4 separate regions of the Mus musculus genome follow, and all the other regions are linked to region 1. A link is a loop called in an ENCODE intact Hi-C map of the cell type or tissue named here. Cell type or tissue: heart. All regions are shown on one strand. Each heading gives the region's core, and the rest is flanking DNA. Links, peaks and the distances in the headings are about the cores only. Region 1 overlaps Trim29 (tripartite motif-containing 29). Region 2 holds the start of Gm3898 (a long non-coding RNA gene). Region 3 holds the start of Gm30373 (a long non-coding RNA gene). Region 4 holds the start of Nectin1 (nectin cell adhesion molecule 1).

Evidence for each region. A loop is a pair of places that touch in the nucleus more often than their neighbours do. Peaks named below come from ENCODE experiments on the same cell type or tissue, not always from the same donor. Only the 100,000 strongest peaks of a DNase experiment are listed, where the experiment ranks them.
Region 2: a loop joins it to region 1, with 3 times the contacts of the local background. A loop is called at or near these places in 20 of 42 quality-filtered maps.
Region 3: a loop joins it to region 1, with 15 times the contacts of the local background. A loop is called at or near these places in 19 of 42 quality-filtered maps.
Region 4: it touches region 1 in a loop (3-fold over the local background); 10 of 42 quality-filtered maps call a loop at or near these places.

Annotation. Positions count from the first base shown.
Region 1 is chr9:43,335,268-43,343,103 of GRCm38, forward strand. It overlaps Trim29 (tripartite motif-containing 29), which reads left to right. Exons shown (of 9, transcript NM_023655.2): 9 at 1-858. Among named protein-coding and RNA genes, the nearest start is that of Gm36799, 19 kb to the right of the region's middle. In heart, for the core only: CTCF peaks have their summits at 4,480 (motif pointing right) and 4,681; a DNase peak (open chromatin) is centred at 4,514; H3K27me3 peaks cover 807 bases.
Region 2 is chr9:43,824,307-43,832,142 of GRCm38, forward strand. Gm3898 (a long non-coding RNA gene) reads left to right here and starts at 5,665. Exons shown (of 3, transcript XR_001779344.1): 1 at 5,665-5,802; 2 at 7,063-7,138. In heart, for the core only: a CTCF peak has its summit at 3,546 (motif pointing left); a DNase peak (open chromatin) is centred at 3,535; H3K27me3 peaks cover 1,457 bases.
Region 3 is chr9:43,969,556-43,977,391 of GRCm38, forward strand. It overlaps Gm30373 (a long non-coding RNA gene), which reads right to left and starts at 4,615. Exons shown (of 2, transcript XR_003948148.1): 1 at 445-4,615. In heart, for the core only: no CTCF peak of the experiment used is centred there; DNase peaks (open chromatin) are centred at 1,436 and 2,956; H3K27me3 peaks cover 702 bases.
Region 4 is chr9:43,738,067-43,745,815 of GRCm38, forward strand. Nectin1 (nectin cell adhesion molecule 1) reads left to right here and starts at 5,888. Exons shown (of 6, transcript NM_021424.3): 1 at 5,888-6,656. The coding sequence starts at 6,578. Gm46108 (a long non-coding RNA gene) reads right to left here. Exons shown (of 4, transcript XR_003948147.1): 3 at 7,250-7,749; 4 at 793-1,592. It overlaps Gm30015 (a long non-coding RNA gene), which reads right to left and starts at 384. Exons shown (of 4, transcript XR_870681.3): 1 at 1-384. In heart, for the core only: CTCF peaks have their summits at 5,621 (motif pointing right) and 7,200; DNase peaks (open chromatin) are centred at 5,045, 5,775, 6,775, 7,345 and 1 weaker place; H3K4me3 peaks cover 3,216 bases; H3K27ac peaks cover 2,958 bases; H3K27me3 peaks cover 78 bases.

The sequences.
Region 1 (7,836 bases), core at 1,829-6,828:
TGCCCTCACACAGTCTCTGGCAGCCCTACGGGGCACTCTTGCTTCCTCTGCTCCTTTCTGTTTGGTGACAGACAGTCACTGTGACTTCTAGGTATAAAGCCAAGAGACCTACCACAGGGGCATGAGCCAGCTGGGCTCCTTTCTCATACACTAAGCCCACACGGTGCTGGTCTGTCCACCTGCCCAGGCTCTGCCACATCAGGCTTGGTGACCATTTCCCTCCACTAGGTACCTAGTTACGGCAGCCTCTTTGCTCCCGTCCCTTGGGCTCATGTTGTATTGTCAGCCTGAGCCTGTCAGGAGGAGATGGGTCCCGTGTGTCCTCTTGCATCCACCTTACTACAGTATGGCTGGTCTTGGCCACGCCTTAGAGGATGCTCTCAGCATCTTGGCTTTTTCCTGGTCCAGCAGAGAGGTTCTGCCATGTCCTCTTTGAGGCTGCAAAACCGGAGAACGGGCTGTCCTAACTGGCAAGAGGATTGTAGCCTAGACATTTCTCTGCCATTGCTTGGAAGAGCAGTTCCCCAGGTGCGCCACAATCCACTCATGAAAATTGGCCTATAGACGTTCACTACTATGGGAATTTGATGCTCTTCACGGTAATGGCCAGCAGGAGGGCTGGTAAGAGTGGTGTCACTTAAGATGTACCATCCGTATCAGGAGAGCCAGCCTCCATCCACGTCACATGTCACTGGGCTTTGAGAGAGCCAAATCAGGAACAGCACTGGATGTTGGGAGCTTGTCTCCCACTCTGGGCTGACGGGGCCTCATGAGCCAGCTTGCAGGGGTGGGGAGGGGCACTTTTGGCTTACGCTTCCCCCTCCCTGAATAAACCATTTGTCTCTTTACGACGACTCTAGTCCTGAGTGGATTGTCCCTCAGGGTCACAGGGGCCTGTATTACAGCCCCCCCCATTACTTCTTTTATTTTGTTTGTTTTTTTGAGGCAGGTGTTTCTCTGTGTAGCCCTGGCTGTCCCAGAATTCATTCTGTAGATCAGGCTGGTCTCAAACTCACAGAGATCTTCCTGCCTCTGCCTCCTGAGTGCTGGGATTAAAGGCGTGCACCATCCCCATTGATATTCTCAATGTATCAGTGTATCTTGAAAACATAGAGACCTAGCCTGGGTCTCTGCAGAAGGATGCCTGGAACTTTCTGAGGCCCCCCCTTTCCTTAGCACTGAACATAACAGACAGAGGCCTAGGGAGCTCTTGACTACCCTGAGAGACCTAGAACAGTGGTTCTCAGCCTTCCTAACCCTGTCACCCTTTAGTACAGTCTCTCATGTTGTGAGACCCCAACCACAAAATTATTTTCCTTACTACTTCATAACTGTAATTTTCTACTGTTAAGAATCATAATAATATTTGTGTCTTCCAACGGTCTTAGGTGACCCCTATGAAAGTGTCCTTTGACCTCCAAGGGGTCATGACTCCCAGGCTGAGAAACGCTGCCTCAGGGTCTTCCATAGGTGCTTTGAGCTTGTGATTTGAGCCTAGTGGTAGAGGTGTACCAGAGGCATGGCCCAAGGACATTCTCCATGTAAATGCCCTGGGTGGTGGAGACCACAATAGAGGCTGCCTCCCAAGGAGCAACACGATTCTAGGCTTGGGGTACAGAGGAAGAGGGTGACACCATCCAAATCCCTAGGATCCCAGAGGAGCCTATGGGACAGTCAGGGAGGACTTCCTGGAAGAGGTAATCAAAGCAGACAGAAGCATGGTATGATAGAGAGAGTACAAACTTGACAAGCTCTCACATCTTTGGTCTCATGGTCCTTTCTCTCCCTCCTACCCCAGGCTGTCAAAATGCTGACGGGGAGGGGGGCATCCTCCACACCACACACTGCACACTGTGAAAAGAATCTAAATCAGCTTCAGCTCATGTCCCTGGAGCAGCAATACACCGCCCCCATCCCTCTGCCTATGGGTTCAGGGGAGCTTTCAGATCTCAATAGCCAGGCCTCCCAAGAGAGGCCCCTGGGAACCAGAAAAAGGGGGAGAAACAAAGGATAAGGGGGGAGAACTCAAAAGGCTCAAGAGAGGCAGGGGTCATAGGCTCCTGTGAAGAGCCCTCAGCACTGCTAAGGACCTGTCGTCTTGCTCTGATGTCCTTGGTAGTCACCTGCGAGAGTGAAGACAGAGTTTCCTATACTTGGCTGAAGCTTCCTAGGCCACAATCTTGCTGCTGTTTTCCCTAACAAACAGCCCCCAAGGAGTGCCTAGCAGTTGGGCACTTAATGCTACGAAGTCCATTGTCCTTTTCTAGAACCTGTGCTTTGGAGCTGAGATGTCCAGACTCTAGGAACAATGCTCTCAGCCCTAGAAGCTCCCTGTCTTGGGGGCTCCTGTTCCCACTTCCACTGCAAAGGAGGGAATGGGATAGGAGCCAGAGTTCTCCAGGGGAAAAGTCATGGGGGTGGGGCAGCTGGACCACTGCCTATCCACTGTCACCTACATCACGGAAGTAAGGCAAGGGACCCAGGTGGCAACGTCACTGAGCACATCCCCCGCCCCAACAATCCCCCCACTGCCACCATTTCCACAGCTGTGACTATAAAGTAACCACAGAACCTCCTCTCCCAGCTCCCAGGCCACCTCCCTCTGAGAGACTGGTTGCCAGCCCCAGGACACAGGAAGTGTCTCTCCCAGAGGGAGGGAGAGAACAGAAGAAGCAGAGCTCTGGTCACTTTGGGTTCATCTCGGACCCAGAGCAAAGGTCTGGGTTATAGGAGGTTCTGGGTGACACAGGTGCCTGTTAGCAGACAAGATGTGGGCTATCCTGGGGTACAGCAGGAAGCCCCAGCTGGGCAGCTGTGAGCTAACTTCTCACCCTGGCCCTGTGATCTCTTTGGAACTGGACAAGCCATTCACTCTCTCTGGGTCCAGCCTTTCCCAGTGTCCCCATTGGATCCTTACTAGGGTCTATTCTCAGTTGTCACAGCGAAGAGGGTCAGATGGGACTGGGAAGTGTGCCTGGCCCACCGGCAGGGACTGGGAAGTGTGCCTGGCCCACCGGCAGGGACTGGAGTGGAGGCTAGGCTGGGATCCGGGCAGCGATTCCCATCCCTGGGCTCTTTCCCCAGCCCAAAACTGCCCTTTCTTTCCTTTAGACCTGACTCAGGGCCTCAACCCAGAAGAGACCCTTTCATTCAGAAGAGAAGGCTGGGGCCTTGCAAGCTTTGGGGTCTGCTCTGGGCATCCAGGACCCTAGGAACAGTGCCATTATGTCCTAGAACATTGATTCCCACACATGGGCATGCTTGCGGAGGGGGGTGGGGGGGGGCTCAGAAACAGTCACCTGAAGAGAAGCACAAACACAAAGAGAAGACACATCAGACACAAAGGGGATCTAGGAAGATGTGCACTGATGTGTTGGGGCTTCATTCTCTGCATTTGAGGAACCAGGTGAGGGGGCATAGTCAGAGCACTCAGCCTGGGCTGGGGTCCAGGTTGTTCCATATACCAATTCCATGGTCTTGGGCACATTGTCCCACCTATCTGTACATCATTGGAAGAACTTTTAAGAGATGACAATGAGTTCTGAATCCCAGTCTGTAAAGATTATTCTGGTGAGTGATCAATAATTGAGAGACTGTGATTTTATCATAATCATCAAAGCAACAGCAGTGAACAATGATGACAACATGGTCAGACTCTCGAGTTTACCCTTCTCAGCATTGTTGCTGTTGTTAGTATATATTCTTCCATTTTTATACACTCTCATATTTCAGAACACTTTATTTTTTAATTGGGTATTTTCTTTATTTACATTTCAAATGTTATCCCCTTTCCCAGTTCCCCTTCTTCCCAGAGACCCCCTCTCCCATCCTCCCTCCCCCTGCTTCTATGAGGGTGTTCCTCCACCCATCCACCCACTCCCATCTCCCTGCCCTTAGTTCCTCTACACTGGGGCATCTGTCGAGCCTTCATAGGACCAAAGACCTCTCCTCCCATTGATGCATGATAAGGCCATCTTCTGTAACATATGCAGCTGGAGCCATGTGTACTCCTTTGTTGATGGCTTAGTCCCTGGGAGCTCCAGGGGGTCTGGTTGGTTGATACTGTTCTTCTTCCTATGGGGTTGCAAACCCCTTCAACTCTTTCAGTCATTTCTCTAACTCCTCTTTTGGGGATCCCGCACTCAGTCCAATGGTTGGCTGTGAGCATCTGCCTCTGTATTTGTAAGGCTCTGGCAGGGCCTCTCAGGAGACAGCCATATCAGGCTCCTTTCAGCATGCACTTCTTGGCATCCACAATAGTGTATGGGTTTGGTAGAACACTTTATTTTTTTGGAGACTCTCTTGTAGCCCAATCTGGCCTCAAAATCACTACGTAGCTAAGAATTACCTTGAACTCTTAATCTGAATGTCACATGATAGGACTACAGGCCTGTGCTAGGGCACTTGCTCTTTCTTTTTTAGAGCCTGCATTTGGTGATGGGCACAGGACTCAGGCTCCCGGAATTCTAGAACTGACCAGCAGGTGGCAGCATTTCACCATCATTAATGGGCACAAAAAGTACTCATCTGCCTAGGCAGGGGAGGCAGGGGAGGCAGGGGGCCAGGCTGCACCCCCAACACCCTCATCATTAAACAGATCTTCTTGTCCCGGGCTAGGAAGCATTGTGGTGAAGGGTAAACCCCTGGACTGAGCAGGAGAGAAGGACTTGTCCCTTGACCCACCAGTGCATGACACATATCTGTGGGCTCTGCAGTGGGGCTGTGGGAATACCAGGCTCCTTTCTGCAGCCCCCCGCCCATCTCTGTTCTCTCATCACATCTTCAAGCCATCTCCCAAGAGTGACCAAGGCAGTTTTGTCTTTCTGAGTATTGACTATTAAGTTTGAGAACGAGCTGTTGTTCAGCCACATAAACAAGGAGGATAAACACTAATTACTTGGTGAATGTGCCAACTGCTGGTTCGGAATCCATCACCTTGCCAAGGCTGAGGCTCAGAAGAGGCTAAGGGAGAGAAGATGGGGGTGTGAGCCAGTCCCTTGGGGGCCGGTAGATGAGGAGTCTACAGGGGTAAGTGAGCTCAACTCTCCCTAGGGTGATGAAAATATTTCCAGAGTCCCTGAGATTCATGAGGATGGATAGGACTCTAGGGAAGGGAAGGAGGCAGAGAGGGGGAGGAAGAGGGTAGGGAGGGGGCAGAGAGGGGCAGGGAGGGGCAGGGAGACCTTTTGCTAGGCTCATGGTCATCAATACATAAATATCAATCGGCCACAGTGTTTTGTTTCCCTGGTGGGCTGTCAGTCCTTGGTAGAGCCTTGCATTTCTTTAAGGTTGTCTCATCACTACCTGAAGACCTTGATGGGCCGCAAGCCTCATTATTGACAATGACCTACCTTCAGGAGGCTGATCTGGTAGTGGGAGGCCTGGCTAGGGGAGCTTGTGTTCAATAGGACTCTAATGACATTGGGGTGAGGGCCGTGTCTACAATGGCTAAGAGGTGCAAGCTCAACCAGATGTGTTTATTTCCTGGGCCCAACTGAGACAGAGATACAGGGGTCACACTGAAGTGACAGGATTGGGGGAAGACACAAGACCAGAGAATAAAACTCCATTCATTCATCGTTGTAGCCTGCCCACTGCCCCGCCATGCCCCCATGCTGTCTGCAGCTGAGGTTCCAGATTGGCAGATTCACCGAAAGGCAGATTAAAAAATGTTATGGAAAAAAATGGCAGCTGTATGGAACATGGAGACTTTTTTTTAATCCTTTGTCATTATTCTCTAAATAATACACTTATTTACATGGCATTTACACAGTATCAGATATAGGTAATTGGGAAGTTTTGAGATGTACAGGAGGATGTGTGTGGGATATATGCAAATTCCACAGCATTTTACACACGTAACTTGTGTGTCTGTGGATCACGGGGGTTGGGTACTGTTATCAATCCTCGCCAGGCACCAAGGGGTGACATTATTGGAGCCATGGCAAGAGGTAAGTATGGGGGGGGGTGGGTGGAAGGGCGGGAGCCTGCAAGGTGGAGGTGACCTAAGTCTAGCTTTTCCGGGGGGGGGGGGGAGGTGAGCTGATGTGGTGTGGTATAGTGGCTGTCTCCACGGAAGCTGTGCAGAGCATTTAAGAGGAGATTCAGCACACACCAAAACAGAGATCCTCATAGACCAGAATGGTTGCAGAGACGTCATCTAGAAGCCTCATTGTGGAGATGGAAGGACACGCAGTCAGGGAAGCAGACCCATGCTGAGCAGGAAGTAGCTGTGGGCAAAGCTCTGGTGTTCAGGACAGGCAAGTAGGGCAGCAGGTCCCGGCTGCAAAGCATGCCAACACAGGTGAGGGACACTTTGCCTCAACTGTCAAGGGCTAGTGAGGATATTATATAGAGATCACCCCTCCCTTATGCCTGCATGTTGTTGCAAAAGAAAAGGATACGTTGTTTGTTTCCTTTCTGATCCTCAGTTTTCTTGTCTGCAGAATGGGAGTAATACTGTGCCAAATTGTAAGGATGAAGCAAGGGCTGGTCCACAGAGTGCCTGGCACTTTGTTTACAGGGGCGGACAGGCGCTAAATGAATAGGGCAAGGGTGGCCCTGTCCTCCCCTTCCCTGACTACTGTTCTTGTGGTGACGGTTTGGAAACTGAACTTTCCCGTGTAGGCAAAGGCCTGCTAATCTTTGATGTTGCTTGACTGTGCACACTGTGGCCAGGCTGAGCCTGGGCCCTTCCTTTCCCCATGGGCGTGTAGCCACGGGTCCCCCGAGCTGTGTCTGGTAGCAGGAGGGACATAGACCAAGCTCCTTCCAGAGTGCAGGGCTGGCCGCTACATGCACGCATGGGTGGTCGGGGTAATTAATTTACACATTTTATCCTGCTTAGACTAATACGATCCCATCCACCTTCCTTGAGCCCTTCTTGCTGAGCGTGTGTGATGTCATCTCCACTCTAGATGCTTCCTGCTAATGTCCTTGTCTCAGCCCAAGCCTTTAGACCCTGGGTCCACACACCCCAGGCTTCTCATTTTTCCTGCCCAAAGCTGGTCCAGGAATACCACAGAGGCTATCAAAAGACGCCAATCAACTTTTGTGCAGCCGGCTCACTGAATCTTCAGAGTCTGTACCCGTGCATCTAAGCAACCGGGGAAGAAAATTGCTTGAAAAGGACGGCATCTACATTAAACATGTATAGGCATTTTTGTCTTGTCATGAGTCCCTAAACAATACCATCCGACACCTATTTCCATAGCATTTGCATTGTCTGAGGCATTGTAAGTCATCAGATGCCATGTGTAGTATACAGGATACAGTACAGGAAGATCTGAGTGGGCTGCGAGGAAGGACATGCTGCTGTGTACGTGAGACAAGCTCACCCATGGACTTTGGTATCCATCGCATCCCGGAACCAGACCTTCTTGGATTTGGAGGGACCAATGTGCACCCTCTGAAGGAAAACGAAGACCCAGGAGTCCATCTTTGCAGCTCTTGGCTATGACTCTCATCCCCTCTGAGCAGAGCCTGGCTCAGAAATAGGCAGAAACATGGTGCTGTCCTCTACATAGGGACAGGCCATTGCCCCTGCAGAAGGTTCCCAAGTGAAGACCATGCAGTGGAATAGTGTGTGTTGATTTCTGCTGTTATGCCAAGAAATGGAGAAAGGAGCAGATACACTGGAGTGGCTGAAGAGAATGGCCCCAGGGGCAGGTACACAGGAGCATAGCTGTCCCCATGTATATCTGGAAGCCACAAGGCAGGACAGTCCGAGAACTTTCCCCTGAGGTCCTCTGGAGGGTCTTGAGTCTGCAATGCATTGAGCATCATGTATTCAAAAGTACACTGGCTGTTGAATGGTAAATACAAATGAGACAGAGA
Region 2 (7,836 bases), core at 1,026-6,025, 490 kb after region 1:
TTTACATCATTGATGCCTGCCCCAGGCAAGCAAGACAGAAGCCAAGGGCAAGAGAGCAGAGAGGTGGGAACTGCAGAAGGTGACAGCAAAGTGCCCTCCAGCCAAGACTCACGCCAAAGCAATGTCTATGGCCAAGGAGAAAGGTCTTTTCACTGGAAGGACCACCAGGGCAGACACAGGAGCGACAGAGGCTCTAGAATTAGATGGTCGGAGGCTCTTAGCTGTCCCAGCTGAGGACCATGTTGGTGGCAGAACACAGGGCAGAAGGAAGAGAAGGAACGAGTAGAGCTTGTCTGTGTCTGACCCCTCTAGCCATTGGCTGCCCAGAACAAGAAAAGACATGGCTGCTCCTCCACATGCCTCTAGGTGGATTCTATACCAGCCTGGGTCAAAAGGAAGAGCCTGAGTTGGCTCCTACAGGCAGAGGGGAGATGTATTCATCCCTAGGCAGAAGAGGGGAGATTCCTACAACCCTCTGTGCTGATATAGCAGCTGGCTACCCTTGGGGACCTAGGAAGACAATTGAAATGGGACAGAGTTAGAGAGCCGGAACAAGCAACAAGCTGCAGGGCTGTGTGGGACATGGCCGGGCTCGGGCTAGGACGTTAGCCCATGGTCTTAGGTCTCTAGATGCCCATGAAGAGCTCAGTCCAGATGCCAAGGCCACAGACCTGTAGGGGCAGAGGCTTGGCTGATGCTCATTACTGAGTCACATCAGGACTCCTGATGCCTTGGGATGTTGCCTCGCCCAGTTTCACATCTGCTCTGACCTGCACCATAAGGAGCTTCCTGTCCCCATGGAACAGGTCATACAACGATGACATTAAAATGAATCATGAGTTAGATGCTCCTGATATAATTGGGAGGCTGAGGCAGGAGATTGCAGCAGTTAGTTCAAATCCAGCCTGGGCTGTATAGCAGAACCCTGTCTCAAAAGACCAAGAAAGAAAATAATCATGATATGCCTGCTCCACTGAGACCTAGAGATGACCCAGTGGAATGCTGGATTTTGCCCTCAGATCTGGAGTCAACCCAGAGCGCTCTCTCTCTAAGCAAAAGGCAGAGTCCACCTTTTATATCTGGGCTGGGGAAATGACCGTGTAACCCACTAGATGGGCCCTGAGCAGAGAACTCAGCCAGCCCTTGCTCCGTCCCTCCCACCCCAACCCCCAACCAACCAGCCTACCGAATGAAAGTTCTATCTTCCTCCTCTCCCACCAGGACAGCTACTTGCCTGTAGAATCCATAGACTGCCCTCAGACACACCCGATTGGCCTGCCCCACAGGAAGTGACCCACCCAGGATAGCCCTCTGAGTCTGAGGTGGCTACACTGGGAGAACCTGGTCAGTGCAGCTGCTCAGAAAGGCGGGGTCTCTGTCCCCAGGCAGGGGCAGCATGAGAGAGGTTGCAACTATTTAAACCTTTAAGCACGCTCTATCCCCACCCACCCCTGTCCCCACTACCAGCCTCCTGCCCCACCATGCCTAACTGGAGCCCCTTTCCCAACCATACTCAATAATGAGGCTTCTCGTACTCCCCACTCTTCATATGCTTGTCCCTGTAGCACAATCACCCCACTATCCTGCTGTCCCTTTTGACCTCTGGGAACTCTAATTAGGTTCTTAAATCCCTACAGCAAGGTTCACACTCTGCGAAACCTGAACTCCCAGGGCTAATATCTCTCTTCTCTATATTCATCCTGGGCTTTGTGAAGACACCCAAGGCAAGTATCTTAAAGTGAGGTACTTGCTGTGTCTGTGTCTGACCCCACCTTACCCAAGGAAAAGTCCCTGCCTCAGAGCCCAGCATCTAGAGCTGATGGTATGCTTGTGAGAGAGGCAGCAGGAGCAGGCAAGCAGGCTGGGAAGCAGGCTATAGCCCCCAGACATGAGCACAGTCACTGGGACAACACATGGGAGGGCAAGATCCTCAGCTCCCAGTGAGTCCCCAGGCTGGTGCATGAAGGAGCTTAGAGCCCTGTCTGTCTCTGTCCACAGCCTCCAGGCCTGAGCCCGAGCCTCTTTTGTGACTCGCTGGATTTCACGTGCTCAGTTTGCAGGATAGATAGAGCAGCTTGTTGACAGTAGGATCAGGAGTTTAAGGCCAGCCCAGGCTACATAGAAAGCCCAAGGACATCCCATGTTATATGAGACCAGAAAAGGAGCAGAGGAAAGGAGAAGGAAGAAGAGAGAAAAAAATCTCAGTAGAACAAGGGGCTCACAACCAGCCTCCTGAGACTAGCAAAGACTAGACCGGGCACACCATAGGTTCTTTGTGGAAGCCCTCGCTTTTCTTCCACATGTTTTCCCAGTTCTCTCTAGCTCTTAGTGGTTCTTCTCCCAGCCGTGTCCGGCTGCCTGCAGGTGACAGAGCCTGCTCTAAGCCCTGTGGAGCTGAGACTGGGGAACACATTTGTCACGGTGTAACCAGAGAGTGTCTAGGGGCTTGATGCCAGTGCTCCAGCTGGGGCCAGCGCCAGGCCCCCTCCTCACAGCTGTCAAGAGGAGGCTCAGAGACAAAGCAACCAGGGGCCCTCCCTAGGGGTGAAGGGGGGAACGGACAGGGGCTAGGTGGGGCCCTGTCTGCAAAGGGACAAGAAAGCCACATCAGGTCCAGGCTACATGTGGAAACCAGGATCCCTAAGAAAGCCCTGTAGCCTATGTCAGGGAGAGCCACACGCCAGTCTGCACCTGACCACCTGGAGAACTTTGAACAAATTACTTCACCTCTCTAATCTGGACTTTGCTCATCAAGAATAACATTATCTAATTCTGTAAGCTTAGAGATCAAACAAACCAGAAACCAGCCAAGACACTGGGCAGAATGCCTGGCAAGCCACAGACATAAGCCAGCTTCTTCTCTTGGCCTTCTTTCCTGATCTCCTTTCTCCCTTCTACTTGTACCTAGTCCACAAAGTGGGGAGGTGGGGGGAGTCCTCCAGGTCAGTGGGATGGGGCCAGGGGACAATGAAGCTAGCTACACTTTGAAAGGGTAAACCTAGAAGAAACAAAGTCAGAGGCCTTCACCCTGGCCCTGCACATGTGTGAACCCTTGCTCAGAGCCTGACGCCCTCTTTGAGCCTTGTTTCTCCTAAACCCCCAACCCTTGATGCATATACAAACCCTTCCTGGATATTTTTGTTTTGCTGTGTATTACATAGTTTGATACCAAGCCCTTTATTGAGACAGTTGCCATCTCCTTTGCTAACGTGGTCCCAGAGAGTGATGGTTTAAGGCTCAGGAAACAGGGCCTTAACCCATAGACAGAGAGTGCAAATGGGGCTGAGACTCTAGTCCTTGGCCCTAATGCTTTCTCTCGCTTATGCTATGTTGGGATAGCCGGTGCCCCACAGCTAAACTGGTAGAAGGGAAACCTGAGCTCTGAGCCAAACAGGGAATGTGTTCATTCCCCTGCCGCTCCACCTCCTCAGCACCTCCTGAATGCCAGCCTTCTTCAGCTGGGCCCAGGGTACCAGATATAGCTGGGTCTTGGCCAGGAAGAATGAAACAAAGGCGGCTCAGGACAAGAGCGCCCCCTGGTGGAAGGTGAGATTCTAGTGCTTGGGCCCACCCTCTCCCAGAACTGCCCCTGGGGACTGGCCAGCCAAGACCCACTAAAACTAACAGAGCCTGAGCAAGAAAACCATGTCAAACTAGTCACCCAGTCACTCACAGTCCATAGATAAGAGTGAGAAAGGGTGCCAGGAGGATAGCCACTGGGGTGGAAGAGATAGGAGGGCAGCAGATGCCAAGGTGACCTGGCAGAGAGAGGGGTGTGTTGGATTGGTCCCAGCAGAAAATAGCTTCCACAACACCTGAGCAAGTCACCCATGGGGTCTATAGTAAGGGCTAGCCTGAGCTACATGAGACTGTGTCTCAGAAAGGAAAAAAGGCAGGATGGAAGGAAGGAAGGAAATTATATCACTCAGGGTGGAAGGCGACAGGCGAACAGCTTCAAGGGGACAAGACTGGCTAGGCTGTGATGACAGCAGTATCCTATGATGACATGATAGTGGCTCTGGAGGGGGACAAGACTGGTGGATAGATGCTCCTACCTGTGTGCATCTGCTAACTCCAAGGAGGAAAGAGTGTAGAGAGGTGGGAGAAGGGAGGGAAGAACAGGAAGGCTGAGGATACCAAAGAGAAGACCTCATGCAAAGTTCCAGGCCTTAGAGGAACAGAGACCAACAAGGTTTGCTTATCTGGTTGTAGTAGCCCAATCCAAGATGTCTGTGAACAAAGGGTATCATGCTGCAGCAGAGGGTCTGCGGAGGAGCCCGAGGCATGGGAACCCCTGCGGATAGATGTACACACCATGTACACACACATGCAACCCAGCCCCAAGAGCCTCCCTTCAGCAGACACGGCCCTCCCGATGGAGCCATAGGCCAGTGGCTGTGTATGGATGGAGGGATGCTGAAGCTACATGGGGCTGGGTGGAGCTGTTGTGGAGAGACTGTCCTCTGAATACCAGAAGCTAAAACCCCAAAGAGGGGCCACAGATTCTACGACAGCCAAGCTGTGCCAGGGTACCTGCCAGGCAGCCTCGCTCCTCCTCTCCTTCACAGGATTGGGACTGGGGGCGGGGCAGAATGCTCGTCAAATCCACTTTAGGAAAATTGGCTACATGATGTTTATTGCAAACTGCAATTTAGCATCTCTATTCAGGTCCTCTCCATGTTTAATTACATATAATACGGTGGAGGGAAGGAAGCAGAGAAAGAACTCCGTATGACTCCTTCCTCGGTCTCTCCCTTCCAGAGTGTTAAGGAGAGCAGAGGTGAGACATGGAGCCCAGCAGAGGGAGGGACAAGGGCTTGGCACCTTTGGCGTCTTCACATGCCAAATCTGCAGAGCCAGAAAGCTGCCTGGACTCCTGGCTGCAGGATGGGCTGGTGGCTCAGCTCAGACTGGGACATAGCTCCCCACACCCCAATAAAATCCCGGGCCCTTTTCTTTCCAAGGCCCAGAGAGACAGCATACTCCATATAAAGTGGAGAGGGGCCACACCCCATCTCGGACAGGAGGCATATTCAGGCCCCTCACCTTAGACCTCAGGCCGCTGTGAATTTTAGTCCCTCCAGACTGAAGAGACGAGGATTCCTGCAGGAGCCTACCGACACCCCTTTTCCATCTAATCTCTTAGCCTTCTTCCCCTCAGGATCCCAGTCCTCTCTAGAGCTGTGAGGGCAGGGCTCCAATTAGCTCATTTGCTTGGTTAATTGGGTGGGGAGGGGAAGGAATTAAACTCCTCATCAGAGATCTCCCCTGCAGGGCCAGAAATGGAACGAGGGGGTGGGGACCCCATCTCTGAGCACCCTCAGTCAACTCTGGATCCCCCCATGCTTCTATGTCCCAGATATGGATGGAAACACGGGCCGGAGTGACAGTTCTGGGAGGGATTCTGGCTTCCTCATCTACCCAGGAAACCACCCTCCTACACTAGACTGCAGTGGGGTCAGAGAGCTCCTGCCTCCGGGTCTGACATCTGACTCTCTTCATTTCTTCATTTCTGGGTTTTGCCAGCCTTGCTAACTTTTCCTAGCTCATGAGTCTCTCTCTCTCTCTCTCTCTCTCTCTCTCTCTCTCTCTCTCTCTCTCTCTCTCTCTCTCTCTCTCCTTCCCTCTCTCTCCCTCTGGTCTCTTGGTTCCAGAAAAGCCCCTCCCCCAGGGGGGCCCAGGAAGTACAACCAGGCTCCTTGGGGGTGCATTGGCCATGGCCCTCGTTCTCGGCACGACTCTGGCTCTCTTCCTTCTGTACCGCTGGCAGCAGAAGAGCCAGTTAGGAATTGACATCAGTGGGTGAGTGTGGACAGGCCTCACTCACTCACTAACTCACCTCTATGGCTCTTAAACTCCCAGCAAGCACTTGCCCTTGCAGGCGTTCGGGCCATCAGGTCCGCTTTGACAGCCCAATTTGGAGATGCACAATTTGCAGGGAGGAAAACTATGGCCCAACGGAGCTACTATAGCTATTACAGTTTTACCTTCCCCTAGCCCAGTGGCTGCAACTCTTTATTATTTTTTTTTTCAATTTTTATTAGATATTTTCTTCGCTTACATTTCAAATGCTATCCTGAAAGTCCCCTATACCCTCCCTAGCTGCAACTCTTGAATACAGCTCCTCCCCAACTGTAAAATTATTTCATTGCTACTTCATAGCTGTAATATTGTTACTGCCACTAATTGCAATGCAAATATCTGATATGCAGGATATCTGATAAATGACCTCCCCCCAAAAGAGGTCACGACCCACAGGTTGAGAACACAGGAAGGACCTAGCTACTGACTAACTGGGGGCCAGAGACCATGGAGAGACATAAGGTGTATGAAAGAGCCCCAACCTCTAGTCATCACCATCAATGACATTTTAACTCGTTTCTTTCATCCGTTATGGCTAGCATTACTGCTTTTACACAGTGTCTCACTGTGTTTGTTGCTCAGGCTAGACTCAAAATTCTGGACCCAAACCATTCTCTTGTCTCAACCCTCATGCCAATCTTAGATACAATATTTTTTTTTGTTAATTAAAATCAGTGTAAAAAAAAATCTAGGATGAACAAAATATCCCTGTTTTAAATAGATACAGAATTAGAGTGACTGATTTCTTCCTTTGCCTCAGGCTCCAATATGGCTCAGCATGCTATTACTGATCCTCTCTTTACTTAAAATGTTATGTTGTTCATCATGGATTTCTGCATTAACTTTCATTTGAAAAAATATCGCACTAAATACGATTTATTGTGATGGTTGAGATGGTCCCACATTTTGTCCTGTGTTCTCCCTCCCCTAGCCCTGGGTGTGGCCTCTGGAGTTCTCACTGAGACTCACAGGATTCCTACCCTGTCCAAGGTAGACTGGGCTGGACCCTTGGGAAAGATGGGCTCCTCACCCTTAGTCTCAACTCACTGTGCTGAGCAGCCGCATCTCAGACTCTGGTCACCTGCGGCTGCCTAGGAGCAGAGCTCGGGGCTCTTGTGACAGTAGCGGTCAGATGTCCTGCCAGGGACAAAGGTCCCAATTTGAGCCTGTACTAAACTCACCTTCATTCTGTCCCTTCAGGATGGACCTGTCCCTCTCCCAGAAGCTGGAGCCAGCTCCGGACAGGCAGAGTCAACTTGCAACTGAGGAGATTCAGGTGGGCCTAGGGCAACACAGGACAAGATAGATCCCTGGCCTGGGGGATAATGGAGTCTTTTCAGTATCAGAGTCTCACTAAGTAAACTCAACCTTAGTGAGAGCTAACCTCAGGGAGGGACTCTTCTCTGAAGAGAGTGTGGTACCTTCATGAACCAGTCAGTCCTTCCAGGTTAGGTCAAAGCCTTCCCCTGCACCACTCTGAGAGAGGACAAACTTAGATTGTCCTAGCCAGAGAGTCCTCTTTCCCTGCCTCCAAACCATCCATGGGGATGTAGCTCAATTGGTAGAGGGTTTCCATTGCATGCAGGAAGCCCTGGGCTTAATGCCCAGTACCAAATAGACTGAGTAAGGTAGTATGCTCTGGACATGGAGGCAGAAGGACCAAGACCAAGCAGGGAATGGTGGCATACACCTTTAATCCCAGCACTGGGGAGGCAGAGGCAAGCAGATCTCTGTGAGTCCCAGGCCAGTCAGGGCCACTTAGTGAGACCCTGTTTTTTGAAAAGAGAGAGTGGGGAAGGAGGCAAAAATTAAACAGAGAGAGAGGGAGAGAGAGGGGGAGAGAGAAGGAGAGAGAGAGAGAGAGAGGGAGATAGAGAGGGAGAGAGAGGGAGAGAGAGAGAGGGAAAGAGAGAGAGAGAGGGAGAGAGAGAGGGAGAGAGAGAGGGAAAGAGAGAGAGAGAGGGAGAGAGAGAG
Region 3 (7,836 bases), core at 1,052-6,051, 630 kb after region 1:
TTCCCTTCCAGAAGGTCCCTGTGGGCAGCTCTGAGCCCCAGCAAATGTAAAAGTTCAGCCCCTAGAGTTCTGAGCACCCACGGGCAAGGCTGAGGGTCTAGGAGCTAATGAGATGAGATCGATGGTCCAGGTGCTCCTGGGTCAGTCCATGCTCGCATCTCATTCTTCCCACTTAGGCACAGGAGTCAGGGAAATTAGTAAGATTTCTGGCCTAAAGGGTCTCTTACATCATGCCAGGACTAGCACTGGGCACTTAAAACAAACAAACAAACAAACAAACAAACATACAAAAAATAAGCCCTCATCTTGAATCCTAGCAACCTGGCAAAGACATGCTTGTGTCAGCCACACCTGGCCCAGAAGTGCTCCAGCATCCCTCAAGACATCGCATCCCATCCCCTGTGCCCTGTAGCCCCATCCCCCACGCCTCTCTAGTTTACTTACGAAGGAAGGTCTCCAGGCGGGGCCCTGCTCTGCCAGGGATTGTGTGGAGAACAGGTCAGGGGCCCAAGAAGGCAGCCTGGCATCTGATGACTCTAGGCTGGCCAGCATACCCAGCCCTCCAGGTCCTAAAGCCAGTGGGAAGCAGAGTGGGGGTGGAGAGAAGCCAGGAGCTGGCAGGGCTAAGCGAGATGAAATATTGATGCCCGTCCTAGTAAAGCGAAGAACGCCGCTTGTCCATGAATAAAAGATAAGCTGGAGGAGCGGGCTGGGCAGCAGATTAATTAATCTGAGTGAGCCTTGCTCTGTGCTGTGGGGGATGGGCACAGTGGAGTAGACAGGCTGTCCCAGTACCCAGGACCCAAGGGACCAGCCAAGGCTCTCTGTTCTAGGCAGACAGCTAGGCAGGGTAGCATCACTGAGCACAGGCAGACAGGGAGAGGGGCAGAACTAGCCAGGTCTCTAGGACCAGAATCTGGCACCCAGGATGGCAGCTTCTGTGGCAGAGGAAGGTCACAGAGGTCAACTGTTTCAGAAAATGGCATTGCCGTTCTGAGCACTATCCTCCAATATCCTCTCCTGCCACCTCAAGCCCTCCCTCGGGAGTCTCTGAGAGCCAAGATGAATGGGGACAGGTGGCAGACTCAGGACTAACGTGCAAAGCTGGCCACCCTGGGCATACCTTTGATGTGGTTCAAGCTTTAGTTCTGCAAAGGGAAAGGGTAAAGCAGGAGCCATGGGGCCCTCCCTGCCCCTCATCCCATGACAGCCTCAGGTCCTTGACTGCCTCTGCTGTAGGACAATATGGAAATGCTGGCCGAGTAGTGCAAGGCACAACATTCCTGGACATGGTGACGGCAGGCTCAGCAGGACACAGAGCTCACAACCTAGTGTGCATCTGTCATCCACTGGCTGTGGCAGCTTTCACAAGCTCTTGGCAGTTTTACATTTCCCAAAGGTGACATTAGGACAGGGTGGTGACAGTCCTCATCATGCCTTCCATCCACAGGATCCCGCTGGATCAGCCCCAGGCTCTGTGTTGTCCTAATGGGCTCCTGGGGTCAATGCCCAAGCTGACAGTACAGCTCCTCCCACCAGCCATCCCCAGTGTGACATGGGGACCCGTTGCTCAGTGTGCCATCCTGTTCACCCCTCTGTCCACACACAAACTGTTCTCTGGGAGAGGATTGGGTCAGATGCCAGGTGGCCACAGCTGATGCCAGCTACAGCCCCACACAAGCGACAGGACACCTCCAGATGGTCTCTTCCCCGACCCACCCCCAAGCTGGTAGCATTGACCATAATCAAGAGCAGCTCCTAGAATTCAGCCCAAGATCATACTTGGGTGCTGCTGGAGATGGGGCCATGCAGCCTGCACCAGCCCAGGCTGGTTCCCTCCAGAACCACAGCCACGACCTCTACCATGTCTACCCTGGCTAGGCTACCAGTACCACGGCTACCCTGTTCCCACACCTCAGCCTCTATGGCCAGCTCACGGCCTTTCCCATCTCTCCCGATCAGCAGGTATTCATCATGAGCAGTCTGCTGACATCTTCTGTACTCTGTCTCCTGTTTGCTATTTAACTTTACTTCCTGTGGGTTTGAGCCCATCTCGTCCATCCATTCATGACTCCGTGAATGCAGGAACAAGGTCACTTTGGTCCCTCCAGTTCTCCCAAAGCTGTGCACAGCCGTGAGCACAAGGCGGAAGCGCTGCATTCATGTCTGCTTAAGTGACTATGAAGGACTGGTAGCCCTCATACCTCCCGTCTCTATAACAAGAGTTAGCCCTTCCAGCAGGTACCCACTCTGTATGTTCCCCGAGACTATCTCACCTTCATTACAACCTTCTGGACAGGCAAGTCTCTCCCAGCAGCCAGATGGCAAAACCCAGGTGCTCACTTAACCAAGGTCATGCAGCTGGCAATCAACAAAGCTGGGAACAAGCCCTAATCTAGGCTTAGAGTTCTATCTGGTACATCAATCTGGTGATTACAAGATGCATAAGGGTCCTTAGGATCCCTCACCTGCTGAGGAGCAGGGATGTCGAAGAAGAAAGGTCTCCAAGGGTTGGCAATGAGCATAGCTAGACTTAACCCGAGGATTCCATCTGCCCCCTCTCCCTGCACCTGTCCCCATCCCAGAAGGAAGGACAGAGATGTGACCGAAGGCTAGGGAGGCTGGCTAGGCTGCTATGGGATTCATAAAGATTCCTTGGGCTCGGCTATCAGAAGCTGCCTGATATCTCACTATCACTGGGATCCCGAGCCTAGTGATAGGCAAGATATTGGTGGCTCTCCACAAACCAGCGGTAATGGTAGATAATCTGAGTCCAATCAGGAAAGAAACAGGCAGAAGCTTGGCCCAAGAGGCACATATACTGTCACATGCCCATCCAAGAGTGTTACCTCTGAACTAAGAATAACAGAGGTGAACTTCTGCAAAAAAAGTATCTGGGAGCCAGGAGTCCAGTATCGTTGTGGTTATCATGCCACCTGCTGGCCATTTAGGGAATAGCATTACAACTGGACGTGGGCATTCATCCAATGTCTCTGCATGGCAGGTAGCATTTGAAGGCTGGGTACACAGGAATAAACTGAAAGACCACAAGCCAGGCCTTGGTGGAGGTTACAGTTGGAAGGGAGAGAGTGTTAAAGAGTGGATCTGACATGTAATATACACATGAAAGGGTGCAGGAGTCTTATGCGCTAAGGAGGAATATACAGCAGACAGGAAACAACACCTGGGATACTGTGATCTTATTCAAGAGGTCAGACATGGCCTCACCAAGCCAGGGACGCTGAGGAGTGTCCAGGAGGTGAGGAAAGAGCCATGCTGGTTTCTGAGCTGGCTCACACCAAACTGAAGTAGGAATGAGTTCCACCTGGAAGGTCTGGGAATCTAATTGGGAGGGGCTGGGTATGGCAGAACCTGAAAGATGACTTCAAACGCCTGGGACTTTATTGCTTGGCTCAGCGGAGAAAAACAGCGTTGTCTAGTCTTTTTATCCCAGCACTGGTAGAGACAGGACTCAGGAACTTGGACAAACTATATAGGGGGCTACCACTAGGTCATACCATTGATCTTTAAGAGCTTGCCTTCTTAAAGTGCTATATCGTTCTATTTGAGAGCAGCCTATAAGTCAAGGTCAAGAAGGGATGCAGGGAGACCGGTTAGCAAACCAAAGCAACTTCTGATCAGGATCCCAGGCAGGTGTCGAGGCAAAGGGCTTTCTGGGACTCAGAAATGACTTTGCAGTCAAAGCTACAGAGAGAGTATGCTGTACTACACTGAAACAGACTGGGCATGTGACAGTATATGTGCCTCTTGGGCCAAGCTTCTGCCTGTTTCTTTCCTGATTGGACTAACATTATCTACCATTACTGTTGCTTTGTAATGCTCCGGATCCCGGTGATAGTGAGATATCAGGAATCTTTATGAATCCCATAGCAGCCTAGCCAGCCTCCCTAGCCTTCGGTCACATCTCTGTCCTTCCTTCTGGGATGGGGACAGGTGCAGGGAGAGGGGGCAGATGGAATCCTCGGGTTAAGTCTAGCTATGCTCATTGCCAACCCTTGGAGACCTTTCTTCTTCGACATCCCTGCTCCTCGCAGGTGAGGGATCCTAAGGACCCTCATGCATCTTGTAATCACCAGATTGATGTACCAGATAGAACTCTAAGCCTAGATTAGGGCTTGAGACTGACGGGCTCAGGGAGATCAATGGGGACCCCCATTTAGGATTTGTGGGATCAGAGCTGATTGTCAGATGTCTGTGGGTAGCAGAACCTGGAAGCAGGCTAGAGTGCCTGCCTAGAGTTGAACTACAGCACTTGGGCGATATTTAAATCCTGGCACTAAAAGGACCCGAGGCCTGAGGGATGATGGTCTGGACACCAGGGCCCTGTGACATCTCAAGGTCAGAACATTAGAGAAACAGGGAAGGAGAGGCCAGACAGTGGTGAGAAGCCAGACCAGACCCCAAGTCAGGAAGGAGAAGGGAGCCACTGATCCTTGTTAAGAGATGGCCAGGGCCACTGGGACAGGGTCACCCGAGTAGTCCCAACTATAAATGCAAGAAATAAACAAGTGCCCACAAGCACAGGGACACAGAGCCCTCTTGAAATGTTGGAGGGAGTGTGAAAAAAGCAGTCACTTTGGGGAAGAAAAAGATAATCCCTCAGAACGCTAACCATAGGGTTTATCCCACGGCTCTGTAGTCACTCCCAGATAGAGGCTCAAAAGATGAAAGCACACATTGTTGCCAACACTGAAACAAAGAATCAACCGCTTGCTCTGTGCTCCAGACGCCACCTGCTCTTGGCTTTCTGATTTTACTTAACTAGAGATAACACCTCTGCTCACCATTCCCCGAACCCTGTCCTTGGAGACTGGGGCCTCCTATCTCCTCATCTGTGGTTGCTTCTTTTCTCTTTTTTCAAAAATGCGTTTCTGAAGTTGCCGTGTTACACACGGGACTGGGTTAGTAATGAAAACAATCCAAATGTCCATCACCAGTAAACGAAATGTGGTATATCCATACAGGGGAATGTTAGTAAGCCATAAAAAGGAATAAGGTACAACTGCTTCAAGTTACAATGGGGACAAGAGCCTAAGAGAAAGAAGCCAGTCACAACGGACCACAGGTTGTGAGTCCAGTGATAAGAAGTGTTGAGAGGACCTGAATCTAAAGTACTAGACGTCTCCACAGTCAGCACAGGGATGGTGGCCAGGGCTGGAGGTGGGGTGGTTACTCATGGGTTCAGGATTTCATAGGAGAAAAATATTCAGGAATTAGAGAGCGCTGAGGGTTGCGTAACTCAGTGACTATGCTTCACACTACCGAATGTAGACTTTCAAATGCAAACTTTATGGAGTATGCTATATCTTTTTTTTTTTTTTTTTTTTTTTGAGACGAGACAGGGTTTCTCTGTGTAGCCCTGGAACTGTCCTGGAACTCACTTTGTAGACCAGACTGGCCTCAAGCTCAGAAATCTGCCTGCCTCTGCCTCCCAAGTGCTGGGATTAAAGGCTTGTGCCACCACTGCCCGGCATATGCTATATCTTAATATTACATAATTTTTTACAGGCTTTGGTTGGAATGGAGGGGCAGCCTCAGCCCAGGAAGGAGGCAGAATATAGGGGGCACAGAGGTCTCTGTGCTCACAGATAAGCTCTGGGGAACCTGGACTGTTAAGCACACGGAGTTGTTCCTTCATGGGAAGAAATGCCATATCTGTTATCCTCCCAGGAGGCTAGAGCAGACATGCTTACTAGCCTGGTGACCTTTGCTCTATCTGTGTGGCTAGAGGCTCTTCCAGCACTGAACCCTCCCCCAGACCCTTAGTGTGAGCTTGTTTTTCCTCAATCTATAGAATCTATCTGTCTTAGCAAGGGTTTATTGCTGTGAAGAGACACCATGACCACAGCAACTCATAGAAAGAGAACCTTTCATTGAGAATGGCTTACAGTTTCAGAGGTTATCATTATCATCATGGTGGGAAGCCTGGCAGTGTGCAGGCAGGCATGGTGCTGAAGAGGGAACTGAGAGTTCTACATCTGGTTCCACAGGCAGCAAGAAGTCAACTAACCTGAGCTTCTGAGACCTCAAAGTTCAGCCCCCTAGTGACACACTTCCTCCAACAAAACCACATCTACTCCAACAAGGTACACCTCCTAATAGAGCCACTCCCTAAGGGCTTTGGGGGAGGGACCATTTTTATTCAAACCACCACACTATCTTTATGGACTTTACAACGTGCTTCACTGTAGTATGTCTGATCTGTATTTAGCCTACTTTGTCCTCGGGGAGATTCATGTATACATTGTTGTGCTTGCAGAATTGAGTTAATCACCACAGTAACTGTCATCAAACTGTGCTGTGCTTAAAATAAAACACTCGGGTCAGACTCCTTGTCTTAGTTAGGGATTCATTGCTGTGAAGAAACACAATGACCATGGTAACTCTTATAAGGGAAAACATTTCACTGGGGCTGGCTTACAGTTTCAGAGGTTTAGTTCATTATCATCATGGTAGAAAGCATGGCAGTGTGCAGGTAGACTTGCTGCTGGAGGAGCCGAGAGTTCTACATCTTGATCTTCAGGCAGTTAGAAGGAGACTGGATTTTTTTCACACTGGGTGAAGCTTGAGCATTTAAGACCTCAAAGCCTCCACAGTGACAAACTTGATGTCTAAGATGTCCACATCTCCAACAATGAGGCCACCCTTCCTAATAGTGCCACTCCCTATGAGCCAAGCATCCAAACACATGATTCTATGGGGCTATCTCTATTCAAACCACCACACTCCTAAAGTTTGAGCTAACACCAGCTACTGAGTCGTCCTTAATCAAGTTAACTGTCTTTTGGCTTCCCAAAGATCATCTCTCTGCAGATCTGTGAAGGTCAAGAGACCCCGACAGCAGAGGACGTGGACACTGTTGAAGATGGGACGGGTGTGGTGAGGAAACTGTGGGCATTCCCTCCTAGTGCTTCTATATTCTCAGTGAGACAGGAAGTAAAGTTCTCAGCTGAGGTAGAAAACAAGGCCTTCAGGAAAGAACAAAGACAAAAGAGTCAAGCAGCAAAAGGGAAGGTGGCCCTGTGGCCCTGTGAAGGAGGGCTAAGGGCCTCGCACCAAGTTGCCCCAAATCCCTTGATTAGGTAAAGAGCCTAGTCGCAGGAGCTGTGCTCTATACACACATACCACCTGCCCCCTGAACATACAAGTGCACACATGGACATCTGTGTCAAGAAAGGAAAACACTAAAACTGAAGAGATTGCTTAGTACTGAGAGCGCTTGCTGCTCTCCCAAAGGACCTGAGTTCAGTTCCTGACACCCACGCGGAGTAGCTCACAACAGCCTATAACTCTAGCTTCATCTGGTGCCTTCTGACCTCTTAAGGCAGACAGACACCCACATGACTGACAGACAGACACACACACACACATACACACACACACACACACACAAATCCCTTTTAAAAGAAAAGAAACTGAACTGGAGAGATGGTTTGGTCAATAAAGTGCCTGTCATACAAGCATTAAATACACATGCCTCCAAGAGCCTCATGCAACGTACGTCATGGTGGTAAATTGTCCTGTGCTATCTGAGCTCACTGGGAAGTGGGCTCTGGAAACAAGGTTGCCCACACGCATACTTGTGGGCCATGTTTAATCATGTGTCCTCCATGAACCTTTGTCTTCGGATGACTTGGATGGTCCTGGCTCCTCTAACTGTGCCAAGAAGAGCTGCTGGCAGGCAGGCTATTCCCAACAGGTATCAACAGTGTTCTGACCCTGAGCAGAAAGAGAAGTCGGGGAAGAAAGGGCATTCAGAACTCTAGCTGACTGCCTCGACTTCCCCAGTCTGTTCCTGCTAGGTATTGGTAGCAC
Region 4 (7,749 bases), core at 2,750-7,749, 400 kb after region 1:
CTCCCTCTGCAGGTAACTCCAGCCCTCACTTCCCTGCAGTGACCCTATTATTCATCCTTCCGGTGTTCTGTCCTAAAAAATTCTCTTCACCTCTGCCCTCTTCAGCTCCTCCTCCGGGCTCAGAATTCCGAGCATCAGCTCTTTCCCACCTTGCCCCGCCCCCTTCCAGGGCTTGCTCTCATTTTTTCCACTTGCTCGCCCAGCCCCCCACTGCCCACAGCTCTTCCTTCTGGGATGCTAAGAAGCTTGGTAGCCTTTGATTTCGCACCCAAAAGGAGGCACTAAACCCCGTTACCTGTCTGGCTAACTCTCTAACTTTCTGATCATCTTGCTTACTCCTCACACCTACTACTCCCCCTTGCTGTTCCCCAGACCCCCACCTCCCACCCCCACCCCCACCCCCACCCGGATCTGGGCTTTGCTCCTATTGGAGGTCAACACCATTCTCTCAGAGGTCCCTGGTGTTTCAGCCACTATTTCCAAGAGCCATCTGATTCCTGCCGGCACCTGCAGAATAACTCACTATTTAGGTAGTGGCTTTCCTCTACCCCAGTCCCCTCTCCCCTTCCTCTTCTTCAGCTAAATCCCCTCCTCTTCTTACTTGCTTCCATGACAACCCACCCTCTCTGCTCCCCTCCTCCTTCACTGACCAATCATCATCTGTCTGTCCTACCCACACGGTTGCCAGATTCATCTCCTGAAAGCCCAGCCCCCAATAAGCACTTCTCTGTTCAGAAATCTTCAATGGCCCACTATTGACAAAAAAAAAAAAAAGATTTAAACCAACCACCATGCAATTGTGAAACCGTGCAGCACCTTTATGCAATCATCACATATAACGCAATAATCAGCCCGGGATCTCAAACTTTTTTGAACAGCCAAATCTTCAAACTCCATTAAGAGAAATACTTTTCAGAACGGTCAGTGTTTACAGTGTATGAAAACAACATGCTGTGTAAACATGGCTCTCATTAAAGCTGGGAGTTAGGACCCAAAGATGTTGTAGGGCTCTCAAAATGCAATTTGAAAGCCAGTGGGCACATCAGCCTCCTCGGTCTGCAGATGAGGAGAAATGAGACCCAGGGTGGTTATGTGATCGGCGAAAGGGGACAGAGGACACAGGTGAGAAGACAGCCCATTTCCATTCAGTGTTCAGTGGGTATGAGGTGTGCTTTAGGTCCCAGGGATAAGAAAGAGAATAAGATGGTACTGTCCCTGTCCTGGAGTAGATCAAGCATTGGAAGTAATCATCAGTAAGGCTGCAGGGATGGAAAGGGGGCTGTGGGGAAGGCAGAGGAGACGTAAGTAAACTGAGGCCAAAGAGAAGGTGGCTGACCAAAAGGACCGTGAGAGAGTTGCACAGGAAATAAATTCTATGACCAGCAGCCCAGGACCCTATAGTATCTCAGACTCAAAGCTCTAGGGCAGAGGGCCGTAAGGCTCCAGAAGCAGGCTAGATCCAACAGGCATGGCAGAGGCCGTGACAATGGCCTCAGTCTGGCAGGCCAGGGAAGGGTTCTCATGCATACAGCCTGTCATTGGTATTAGAAGGCCACTTGCATTAAATGCCACGTGGTGTCCCGATTTGGATCCTAGAGGAGAAAATAAACACAAGTGAGAAACTTGAGAGAATCCACATAAATTCTGCCGTTCATGTACTAGTGATATAGGAATGCTGACTTCTTAGTTTTGCTACAGGTATCACACATGAGCCATTAACTTCTGGGAACGTAAGTGGAGGGCAAATGAAAGCCACACGATCGTTTTTTGATTTTTAAGGATTTTTTTTAATTATGCTTATGTGTGTGCACATGTGTTTGTGCACTCAGAAAAGCAGAAAGGTGTATCAGGTCTCTTGGAGCTGGGGTTCCAGGTGCTTGTGAACCACCTGATCTGAACTCTGGGAACGGAACCCAGGTCCTTTGGAAAAGCAGCAAAGACTCTTAACCACGGAGCTATTTCTGCAGCCTTTTTATACCTTTTTTTTTTTTTTTTTTTTTTGTAAATCTAAACCTATCTCAAAATAATCTACACTTGAAATGTACAAAATGGGAATGCAATGTCTGTATCAAGTGTATACCCCTCCAGCAGGGAAGAACAAAACTGTACGTGGGGACACAGATTACAGGATCTATGAAGACCAACATGGGCACAGTTTTCTTTGTACACTAGGCATCGTCCCAAGTGCGTCCCATGTCTAAGCCTCACAATCCTTGGGCTGGCATGTGGTCTACTCCTATTTTACAGGTAAAGGAGCCAAGGACACAGAATTAAAGTTAGGCTGATGGTTTATTGCAGCCCTGAAGGATGAATTAGATTGGAACCAAAGGCAAGGGAAAGAGAAAATTATGGGCAAATGGGACCAGCATATGCAAGTGTATAGACTGAGCTTGTCTAAAGACCCATAGTGACTGAATGCTATTGCTGGAAGACGATTACTGAAAAGAGCTGGCATTTAAGAATTTGGATCCAGGGCTGAAGAGGTGGTTCAGCATTAAGAGAGCGAATATTGTTTTCCCAGAAGACCTGAGTTCAGTTCCCAGCATCCACTTGTAACATCTCTAAGAGCTCGGATGTCTCCGGACACTTTGGACACTGTACTTCCATGCACATACACACAGTTAAAAATAATAAAATAATAAAAGCACTTGAATCCAGAGCTGGCCATGGTGAGACACAGCTATAAGCCTAGCCCTAGCGAGACGGAGACAAGAGAGTAAAATATCAACTTCATTTACATAGCAAGTTCAAGGCTAGCCAAGGTCACAAGGAGATCCTGTCTCAAAAAACAAAACCACAGTGTGGTGGGCCAGGCCAGTACTCACAGTACTCAGGAAGCAGAGGCTGGTGTATTTCTGTGAGTTTAAGGCCTTCTGGTATACATAGCAAGTTCAAGGACAGTGAGGACTACGTAAAGAGACTTTATCTCAAACACAAAACAAACTAACAAACAAGAATGGAATCTTTTGGATTGGAGAGCAAAAGAAAAAACAAAAAACAAACAAACAAACAGAAAAACCCAACCGCCCGCCTCTTAAGCCAGGTGTAGTGGCCCAGACCTTTATACTGTGAGTTCAAGGACAGCTTGGTCTACATAGTGAGTTCCAGGAGAGTCAGGGCTTCAGGGCTACCTAAAGAAACCCTGTTGAGAAAGAGAGACCCCGTTGAGAGAGGAGAAGAGGGGAGGGGAAGGGAAGAGGTAGGAGGAGGAGGAAGGGAGGAGGATGAGGAGGAAGAAGAGGAGGAAGAAGAGGAGGAGGAAGAGGAGGGAAAGAGAGAGAGTTGAATCAAGGAATTCAAGCATCAAAGTCCCATGTACTTGGTCAATATATTTTCCTCTTTGTCCTCAGTGTGAGGACCACATGGAAATTATGAGTACAGGGTCGAGGTGGACAAAAGCAGAAGTGAGATGATAGTGCCATCATGCAGGAATTGAGATAGTGCTATCACACACAGGGCACAGAAACAGCAGAGCCATCAAGTTCTTTTTGTCGTTTTCTTTTCTTTTCTTGGTTGGTTGGTTGGTTTGGGTTTGGTTTGGTTTGTTGGTTGGTTGTTCTTTTTGAGACAGGGCTTCTCTGTGTAGCCCAGGCTGTCTTGGAACTCACTCTGCAGACCATCTGCCTCCTGAGTGCTGGGACTAAAGGTGTGCGCCACTGCCCAGCAGAGCCATGTGGTTTGCTTTCAAGCTGGAACAAGACAGCTAAGCTAGAAGAAGCAGACATGGCACTGGGGCCCCTAGCTGAAAGACTGGGACCACAGAGAGTTGTCAGTTAGAAAGATTTCCTTTGCTGATAGGAAGGAAAATAAGACCAGGCATCAGGAGACACAGGCTGTGGTTCCCCACCCCCCAACCCCCGCCCCATGGCCTTTCTGTGTAGCTCTGGCTCTCCTGGAACTCACTTTATAGACCCTTGGCTTCGAACTCAGAGATCTTCCTGCCTCTGCCTCAAAGGGCTTTGGATGCCCTTGTACTAACAGATCCAGGAATGAACACTCAGCAAGTGTGGAGAAGGTAAGAGACCACAGCACTGACAGAACTTGGTGTGTCTGGAGTTAGTGCACAAGTGTTCAGCTCCTATGACGTGTTAGCCACAAGCAAAAAACAAATTCCTTTTGGCTTGGGCAAGTTTAAAAGCACTTGCAAGCCAGATGGGAGATTCCTGGCTGCCAGCCTGGCCACCAACCTGCTTAATTTGACAGGGCATCCTCTGGATTAAGACCCTCCCGTGGCTACCTGGCATGAGTCTGATTTCAGGCTTGACCTTACCGCAAGCTCAGGCAGGGTTAGAACCAATTATTTATTAGGCCGTTTCCTAATACCCAGCTGTTGCTCTCTTTCACAGTTTTCCCTGTGCTGACCTCTACTTTAAATCCAGTATCTTGAAGGATGGTCTGTGCCTGACAGACACCTCCAGTCAGCCCCTGTTGCGCCCCTTACCACAGAAGCCTTTCAGGTCCCTCCCAGCCCAGGCTAACGTAGATGTCCTGAATCTGAAAACCCCCACAATGCCGTGCTGCGGTGAGTGATTCTATAGAACTTCTGTTTCTGTGTCTCCCCCCCCCCCCCATCCCCACTAGACCCCGCTCCTGTGGGGCAAGGACCAACTATGAGACCACACAATGCATTCCCAAGTCAGGCGGTAGTGTGGTAGACAGTTTGTCCTGAGTTACACGGGTGAAGCATAAAAGGATACAGAGAGCATTCCTTTTGAGTGGAGTGACTTCTTTAGCAGGCTGAGCCCGTGGGCCCAAGAGTGGGAAACTGTCCCTCTCTTCCATTGTCCTGCCCCTCCCATTCTCCGAAAGGAAAATTTACATTTTATCAGAATTTGGCGCTACCCCAAGCCTCTGTGCCCTTGGGGCTGGGCTAAGGGCAAAGGGCAAAGTGGGTGTGGTCTGCTCAGCCCCGAACGAGGGAGTTCTGTTCTCTTGACTGGGAAACCCTGTCTGTCTGCCTCTCCTAGTCCAAGGATGGGGACAGAAGGTCCAGGCTTCAGGCTGCTAAGGGCCCCTCGGGCTCAGTCACCTTGGCAAGAAGCCACCCGGATGTGGTGGGTGGCGAACAGGATGGGGCGGAGAGTCCTGGCCGTTCTGGGACACCGACTGGATGGGCCACTTTCGCGGGAATCCCGCAAACCACTCAGAAACGAGGTGAAGGCAATGGGAGCCCACTTGGTTTGTCGCTCTTTGGGGAAAGCAGAATGCTTCGATTTCGGGACAAGGACCCCCTGAAGGCAATAAGGATTAAAGAAGACCCACTAGAAACCTGAGTGCCCTGATCTCTCACCCACTAATGTCTTGTCTTGCCTCAACTCTTCACAGCTTTCGCGGTTGGTCCTCCGCAAAGCTGTTTCCGTCTGGTGTCCAGATCTTGGGGAGCAGAAGCTTTGGCAACAGTTCTAGCCTGTGCTCTGCTTCTTTCTGCCACTCTCCATGCCCTCCTCTGGGCCTTTGTTTCCTCATCTGCGAAATGGTCCCAGGGTCGGACCAGAGAGTCAGAAAAGCCCTCGGAGCTCGGACAATGCCAGATCCAGCGTTCACACGGATCCCTACGGCAGCCCCCCTCCTCATCTTAACTCCACCCCTACCGAGCAGCTTCTCCCCCTTGCCGGCCGCTAGGGGTCACTGCCTCCCTTTGTCAGCGACCGAGGAGGGCAGCCCGCCCTCCGGCCCTTTCCACGACCGAACGGCGACCCAAGGGGCATCTTGCTAGCTTGGGGCCCTGAGCCGAACCCCACGGCCACGCTCGCAGCCACAGCTGCTTAGGACTGGGAGGTGCGGCCGCGCGGGCGGAGGCCGGGCCAGGGCTGGGCCGGGCGCGTGGGAGCCAGGAGGGGGTTAATGCTAACCCCTCCCCCCGGGCTGACATCACGGGAGAGCGGGTGAGAGGCTGGATCGGCGAGTGAGAGAAAGAGAGGGAGAGGAGAGAGCGCGGCTCGCCTCGGCACCGGGGCAGCTCCACATTGTTGCGGATCGCCCGCACCGAGCGCAGCGGCCGCGGTGGGGACCCGTGGCGCACCCGGCTCGCTCCCCTCGGTCCTCCGAGACCGTGCAGCCCCGAGCCCCGCGGGCAGCTGGCCGCCCTAGCCGCACACCACCGCCTGGGCCCCGAGCCCTCCGCACCGCCCGGCCACCCTCGGAGAACAGCCGGCCATGGACGCCTGCAAGTTGGAGCCGAGCGGGAGGGTGTGAGCGCGCCCAGGGCCGGGAGCCTGCGCCGCGCTAGCCCGGTAGCCGGGCGCGCCGGGGGTGGGTCCCTCTCCCCAGCCGGGCTTTGCGTGGAAGAAGAGGGCGGGGACCGGGGCGAGGAGAAGAGCGGAGGAGGCGAAGGGGGCATGACTCGTGCAACTTACTGCGGGCATCTGCCGAGGCTCTGAGCCGGCGGCAGCCGGGGACCGGATTGCGGCCGCGCGGATCCCACCCAGCCCACCCCGCCCCGACCGACGGCTGCGGCTGACCTGGATCCTCCGAGCGCCCGCCAACCGCCAGCGATCCGCCCTCGTCTTCCAGACTGGTTTCTGGAGCGCGAGGAGCGCCCTCCTGGCAGCCCCTTTCGCCGGACCCCCACCCCCCGATGGCTCGGATGGGGCTTGCGGGCGCCGCTGGACGCTGGTGGGGACTCGCTCTCGGCTTGACCGCCTTCTTCCTCCCAGGTAAGGCGATTGCCTCTGCCTCCCTCCATAGCCCCCCACCCAACCAGAACCTCCCCGGGACTTGGAGCTGGATGATGGGCAAGGCTACGGGTTGTAGGGAGCGAACGGAGCCAGAAAAGTTGGGTCACGCTTGGATAAGGGGGGGCAGGAGGTGGCACCGTGGAGAAAGGGGTTGAGAAGCCCAACAGCCTGCCCTGCAGGGTAGCAATCGGATGCACGTCTCTATGTAGCAAGAAAGCACTTTCTCCGCTCAGTTCTTCACAAAAATAATAATATGTAATAGGGTTCTATTTATTTAATAACCAGTTCTCAGCTCGAGAAGCAGTTTGGAAACACTGCGTGTTACATAAATGCAAAATAATCACCGTAATCACGGGCTTGGGGTATGAGACAACAGCCCCAGGGGGAGGGCGTCAGTCTCCTAGCTGGTGGGCTGTGGGCTAGGAGAGTGGCGGGGGTTGGGGGCGACTTCATTTCTTTTGGCGGCCTCTTGTCAGATGGTTTCGGGCTCATGGGGGCCCCCTCCTGCCCCACATCGCCCCACAGCGGGCGATCGGAACCTGCTCCTGCGGCACAGGCAGCTTCTTACTCACCTGCGGTTCCTTTTCTGGAGGGTGAGGTCGGGCCGCCTAGGGATCGCAAACTCCGGGCCTTGCGCGGGGCTGGGCTCCGTCTCGGAACTCCACTTCTAAAGCGGAGGGCTCTCCCAGGAGGAAGCTCCACGGGCTTCATGCCAGCCAGGTGGCCGCATGACCCACTTTCCCGGGAGGCCCCGAGGGTGTCCCGCGTGTCTTTCCTCGAGGTGTGAGCTGCCGGCAGAAGAGGGGTTAACTCCGCGCCCGACCCTGGGGTGGCCCATATTGGCCTATTCTGACGGATGGGGTGGGGGCGGGCGGAGGCTAGGACGGCCCAGGCATATTGTGCTGGGGAATGAACTGGAAAATGCGTTTAGGAGGCAAATCCTACCGAGTCCCCTCGCCTGGGTTTAACCCCTTGGGTCCCTGGGGAAGCAACTAGGCTGCCAGCAGGACACTAATTCGGGTCAAAGTGGGGAGAGTATCTCGCTAGCCAACTCCCCCGTCCCCCGTAAAGA